Linked DNA regions of Homo sapiens: region 1 is linked to region 2. A link is a loop called in an ENCODE intact Hi-C map of the cell type or tissue named here. Cell type or tissue: natural killer cell. All regions are shown on one strand. Each heading gives the region's core, and the rest is flanking DNA. Links, peaks and the distances in the headings are about the cores only.

Region 1 (2,930 bases), core at 108-2,607, 110 kb before region 2:
AGCAACTATGGCTCCACTCAACCCAAAGCACTCTTTCACTTTTATCTTGCTTTATTTTTCTCTATAGAACCTAACATGTTTACTATGCCTCTCCCACAGTAATATAAACTCTTTTAAGAAAATACACATTGTTTTATGCATAGCTGTACCCTCACCCTCTATAAGACAGCTTGCCACCCAATAAGTCTTCAATAAATATGTCATAATAACAAAATAAATGACTCCTCTGGTTATTCTTATTGGAGTTCTAGAAATAAGACTCAACTTGAAGAACCCAATAGTATAAAAAGTAATGCAGCAGTGTAAGCACTTCTAAAACTGGCTTGTTGATTTGGAATCAAAGTAAAATATTATATGTCACCATAGATTTGGATTGTGAGTCATAGACTATTAAACTTGGGAGGCAGCTGTGCTGGACTAGAAAGAGAGTAACTTGGAGTCAGGTGATGATAGTTGCAGGCTTGGCAGAGCCACTGATCTGCTGCAAACCTTCAGACAAACAGCTTCAACTCTATGGGTTCTCCTATTCCATCTAAATAAAAGAACGCATCACTGTAAATCTCTAGTGTTCCATAATCTGGTATAAATTGAACTACAACTTGTTCAAAAATATTCTTTTGGGGTTTGTTTACAGGACATATCTTGCTGTTGTCAGCTCTATTTGCAAGTTAGAAAAGAAGTCACATTTGAAATTGTGTGGCTATTCTGAAAAATTATGTCACATCAATAACACATAAAGTAGGGGATAGAAGGTTTTTCCTCTCCATGCACCACAGTGGGTGGTAGATATTATCAACTACAACACAGAAGAAACAAGTTTTCAGGAGGCTAAATTCTTCCAGAAAATCTTTCTTTTTTTTAAAAAAAAGCATCAAATTCACACGTGAGAAACAACTTGCAGTTTTCCTTCAAATGTATTTATTTCTGATTCTTGATATACAGTCTCACAGATGCATGGGATGTGATACATTGTTTTCTCATAAGCAATAGAGATGACCTTTAAAAATGCACCCCCTTTTATCCCCCAGCCTGCAATCCCATGAAGATGAAAGCCAGTTTGCTATTCTGCATTAACATTTCTGTGATCAGATATAGTGTGGGCACCTCAATTCTATCTGTGTCAAGACATTTTCACACAAGTGACTCACTCGGTAGAAGCTCAGGCATTGAACACCACTCTGACACCATCTCCTTTGAGGTTGATTCCACTTTGCTGGTGTTACCAGCCAACATCCTGTTTAGCTGCTTTCCTCTGCAACACAACAGTGTAATTGGAAGTGACTGAATAATAAATCTCAATTTCTCTGTTTCATCAAGAGAATCTTCCAATTTACTAGGCTTCTTCTATTCACCAGTTCATCTTCTGCATTATGAATCATTCTTGAACAAACACACAAGTTAACTGTCCGTTCCTATGTTAAAAACACGGTGTAGCAGGGATAATTCTTTCATTAGATTTCCTAGATCTGTTTTGTGGGGATCTCAAAGAAAAGCTAGTGTTGAATATATAGACAGGTCATCCACCTCCTCACATGGGTAATGCCAGCTCCAACATGCACGAGCTCAATGTGCGGCCATTCCAAGGCATCTCTCTGTCCTAAGTAACCCCCTCCCTGCTACCAAGCTTCAGTCTTCCAAATCTGAGTTACCTTTGCTTAATGTAGGTCTACCTGAACTTTTTACCCAGAACATTATAAATCATGAATGGCATTCTCACAGGCTAGAGGAAAAACAAGTAGGAGGAAAGGGTAGAAAAACACATGATATGGGAAAATAATGATAGGTACATGGCACTAATATGTGTCCCAAGTATACTGAGTCAAAAAATAGTCTTCATTTTCCCATGTTTAAAATGCGAAGGATGGTTGGGTACCACAAGCTACCCACTTCAATTGTTTGACATCATTATAGATTAAATATTCCTCTACTAGGTAGAATTGAATAGCTCTCTATGGCCATCAGAATAACTTCAGAACTCTTTACATTAGCACGAAACACACTTTATGACTGGCTGCTTCATTTCTTCTCACAATCTCAGCCTCCATGCATTAACGTTGTGAACTTATCTACTTTCCTAAAAACAGACTGTGATAAGCATAAGAACAGCCCTCCCCACCCCGCCAAGAATGTACACACTCTAATTCCTCGAACTTGTGAACATGTTGATTACAAAGACTTTGCAGATGTGATTAAGGTTAAAGATTTTGAGACAGGGAGATTAGCCTGAATTATCCAGGTGAGCCTCATCTAATCACATGAGTTCTTAAAAGCAAAGAATCTTTCCCAGCTGTGGTCAGAGAGACATGACTATGAAAGAGTGGTCAGAGAAATGCAATGTCACTAGAAAGACAGAGTCCGAGAGCCAAGAAATATGGGCAGCCTCTAGAAGCTGGGAAAGGTAATGACTATGACTAGAGCCTCCAGAAAGGAACGAAGCTCTGCTGACACCTTCATCTTAACCCAGTGAGTCCTGGACTAGAATTCTGACCTACAGCACTGTAAGATAAGAAATTTGTGATGTTTTAAGACACCAATTTCGTGGTATCTTGTTACAGCAATAATAGAAAACTAATCTGTAGACTAGGCCCACTCCTATTCTCCAGTCTTTGCTCATCATATCTTAGGAGCAGTTAATGGTCCTTATGGCATCCTCTACTTAGTTCCCATAAAGTTTTCCAGATGACAGTTAAATCAGTAATATATGACTACCCTCCCAACCCCAGCACACACTAGATTTTTCATTCCTTGAGTTTATCCAATGCTGGGTTGCTAGCTATAGAGCTACTGTAGAAATCACTTCAGTTCTACTATGTGATCAGTAAATAATTCTCAGGGAGAAGTTAAGATGTAATAATTCTGGGAATTGTAAAACATTAGAGCTGGTCACAATTTTGGAGATTATCAAGTAAAATCTCTCATTTGACAGAGGG
Region 2 (2,930 bases), core at 266-2,765:
GCACACACACACACACACACACATATTAAGGGAGAGAGAGTACACTGGATTTCTCATTATCATACAATTTTCTTTTTAATCCCAGCAATTTTGCAGTTGCTCTGTTGCCTTTCTTTATGCAAAGTTTTCTATGCCAGCAGAAGATGGGAGAAGGAGGTAAAGATATGTAAAGGTCATTCTGCCTGACTCCTCCATTCACAGTCAGAATAAACAAAGGACTGGAATCAAACCCCAAAGGTCAAACTGCACCACTGTGTGATGATACTAATTAAGATAACCTATGGTAAAATTGGTACCAGCAGTAAGTTTCAGGAAAAATCTTGTGACTTTAATGTGACCATGAATTGACATCTAAGGGAAAGAGTAGCATAATTTTTACTTAATGTTTTGTCAGCAAGCATGCAAGAATGTCAGATGTAAATAACCGAAGCAGCATATTTACATCTGGTTTCCTATATTTAAAAAGCTGATGTGAAATCCTAGACTGCATGTCTCTTCTCTATCAATCATGAAGGACTACAAAAAAATCCTAGAAGGAAATGCTACTGCTTTGTAAGATCATTTATTAATGATAACATTCAGTAAGTGCTTACTAAGTGCTAGTCACTACTAAAAAAAAACTTTAAATATAATACTTAACCTTGACAACAACCTAGGAAGTAGAAATGGTTATTATTCTCTTTTTTACGAAAGAGGACACTGAAAATCAGCAAAGTTCACTAACTTTTCTAAGATCACACACAGTTAGCATTTACCAAACATACTAAACAGCTGTCATTCATCTGGCACTGTGCTAGGAGACCAGGAAGGTTGGGGAAGGTGAAAGGTAGAAAGGAAGACATTTCTGATCCAGAGATGTGTCACACACTGGTTTTAACCAAAGAACTTGCAGAGAAGCTAGGACATGAACAAAAATTTTGATAATCCAAGGTACAAAAATTTAAGTACCACGAGAATGCACAGTTAAGTTCCATCTCCATGTTTATGTGTATGAGTGAGGGTGGGGGCATAGATGAGATAAATTCCAGACAAAACAAATTACAGAATTAAGTGGAATAATCCTATCCTGCACAACTTTAGACATGTCGGTTACAGATTGATTCCTTTAGGACAGGCCCACAGCCTATGTATTCTCTGAACTTGTTTTCCCTGTGGTTAACTTGGTAATATAGTGAACAATAACTAGGATAGAAGGTTCCCAAGGGCAGCTACCATGTCTGTACTGCATCCTCAGTGCCTATGATGGTATCTACTACACAGCAGTGCTAAGACATACGGAGTTATATGTTGAACAAGTTAAAATATTCATTACTTAATTAAACATTGAGCAAAATAATGAATACAGAAACATAAAGCCAGGTATAAAAGAAGTATAGACTCCACTGGACTTCATGAACTGTCCCCAGGTTTAACTTTGCAAATCTGAGTGCCAAGGGACTTTTGTTAGACAGCAAGTGGGATTTCTCTTGAGTGAGACTACACTAGTTACCTAACTGGTCAATTATCTCGAGACTACCAAGGAGCAAAACATGAAGGTTTGTTTTACTCTCTGCCAAGGCAGGAAGCACACAGCGAAATACAAAAGCTGTATTTTCTAGAACTCTCTTGAGAGCTGTAAAGTAACTCATTTGCAGAAGTCGCTGATTTTGTACATGGGGACTGGTTGGTGAGATTGAGGAAGCGAATGATGGTTGACTTCCTGGAGTGAGTCACGGCTGTAACCCCCTTTAACATTATTAATAGAACAGAGGGAAAATTTCCAGGAAACACCAATTACCACAACAACCAAAATAGAAAAGGTGGCTGGTGACTTAATCACCAAACTTTAGGGGAGACTACTCCCCTTTCTTTATCAGAAAATGACAATAATAAATCAAACTAATACATTTTGAAACTAGTGTACCTGCATGTTTTAACAATTTGCAGAGTTCTTTAATCCTATACTAAGATTTTGCTCTAGCAGAATGACCATACATACTCTGCACTAACTACAGTTGAGCCAAAGTTTTGAAAACATGATTAGACCTCCAAGAAATAGACATATGCATTCAATGATTCATTTAGCCATTATTCCTTGTTTTAAACTTTAAATCAATAGGTATTTAATGGGAACCTGCTATGTACCAGAATCTTATTCTCTAAGAAACAAAGAATTAAATAAATGAGGTAACAACTATAATAAGTGTCCTATCCTCTGCTCACCATCGTAATTCTCTTCACGTGGTTTTTACGTTATAGTGACATTAAGGCTAAGAGATTAGTTCTGTTCTATAGCCTCAGGAAGTGTAAAAAACCTTAGGTCTGCCTAATAAGTTCAAAAACCTATGAGATTCTAGTCCTGTTCTGCAGGTATGCCATGCCTGCCTCCATAGTTTAATCACCTCATAAATGGGAAGAACAGTGTAGTTACTACACGTGTAAGTAAGCTCTGGGGCCAGGTTGCCTGGGTAGTACTACTTAATATGGGACTCAAAGCAAGTTATTTCACTGGTTGGGGCCTCAGTTTCCTCATCCAGAAAATGGATATTAATAATAGCACTACCTCATAATATTATGAGGATTAAATGAGACTGTGTGTGTGTGTGTGTGTGTGTGTGTGTGTGTGTGTGTGTGTGTGTAATGCATGGAATAGTGTCTGGAACACAACACCTTAAAATGTTTTACTAGTATTCTCATTATAATTACCACAGCTACTCTAAGATTGGGCTTTTTCATTAGTCACAGGAATATAATCAGTTCCTCAGTTACACAGCTATGACTGGTCATACATTCTAACCAACCTGTCTGTTTGGTCAGTTATGATCCATCACCATGCTTAGCCATCCTGACTGCAATGAAACGACATGATCCAGTCCAAAAGGATATTATATCCAGGCAGTCTAGTTGGGCCACAACTGATTTATCTCCATTGCCTATTTAAATTCAGTGAG

What was found. Hi-C counts contacts between places; a loop is a spot of excess contacts. Peaks named below come from ENCODE experiments on the same cell type or tissue, not always from the same donor. Only the 100,000 strongest peaks of a DNase experiment are listed, where the experiment ranks them.
Region 1: it touches region 2 in a loop (10-fold over the local background); 2 of 110 quality-filtered maps call a loop at or near these places.

Annotation. Positions count from the first base shown.
Region 1 is chr3:188,552,084-188,555,013 of GRCh38, reverse strand. All of the region lies in intron 6 of LPP (LIM domain containing preferred translocation partner in lipoma), which reads right to left. Among named protein-coding and RNA genes, the nearest start is that of LPP-AS1, 15 kb to the left of the region's middle. In natural killer cell, for the core only: no CTCF peak of the experiment used is centred there; a DNase peak (open chromatin) is centred at 1,183; H3K4me3 peaks cover 281 bases; H3K27ac peaks cover 2,348 bases.
Region 2 is chr3:188,438,043-188,440,972 of GRCh38, reverse strand. All of the region lies in intron 4 of LPP (LIM domain containing preferred translocation partner in lipoma), which reads right to left. Among named protein-coding and RNA genes, the nearest start is that of LPP-AS1, 130 kb to the left of the region's middle. In natural killer cell, for the core only: no CTCF peak of the experiment used is centred there; a DNase peak (open chromatin) is centred at 1,692; H3K27ac peaks cover 2,386 bases.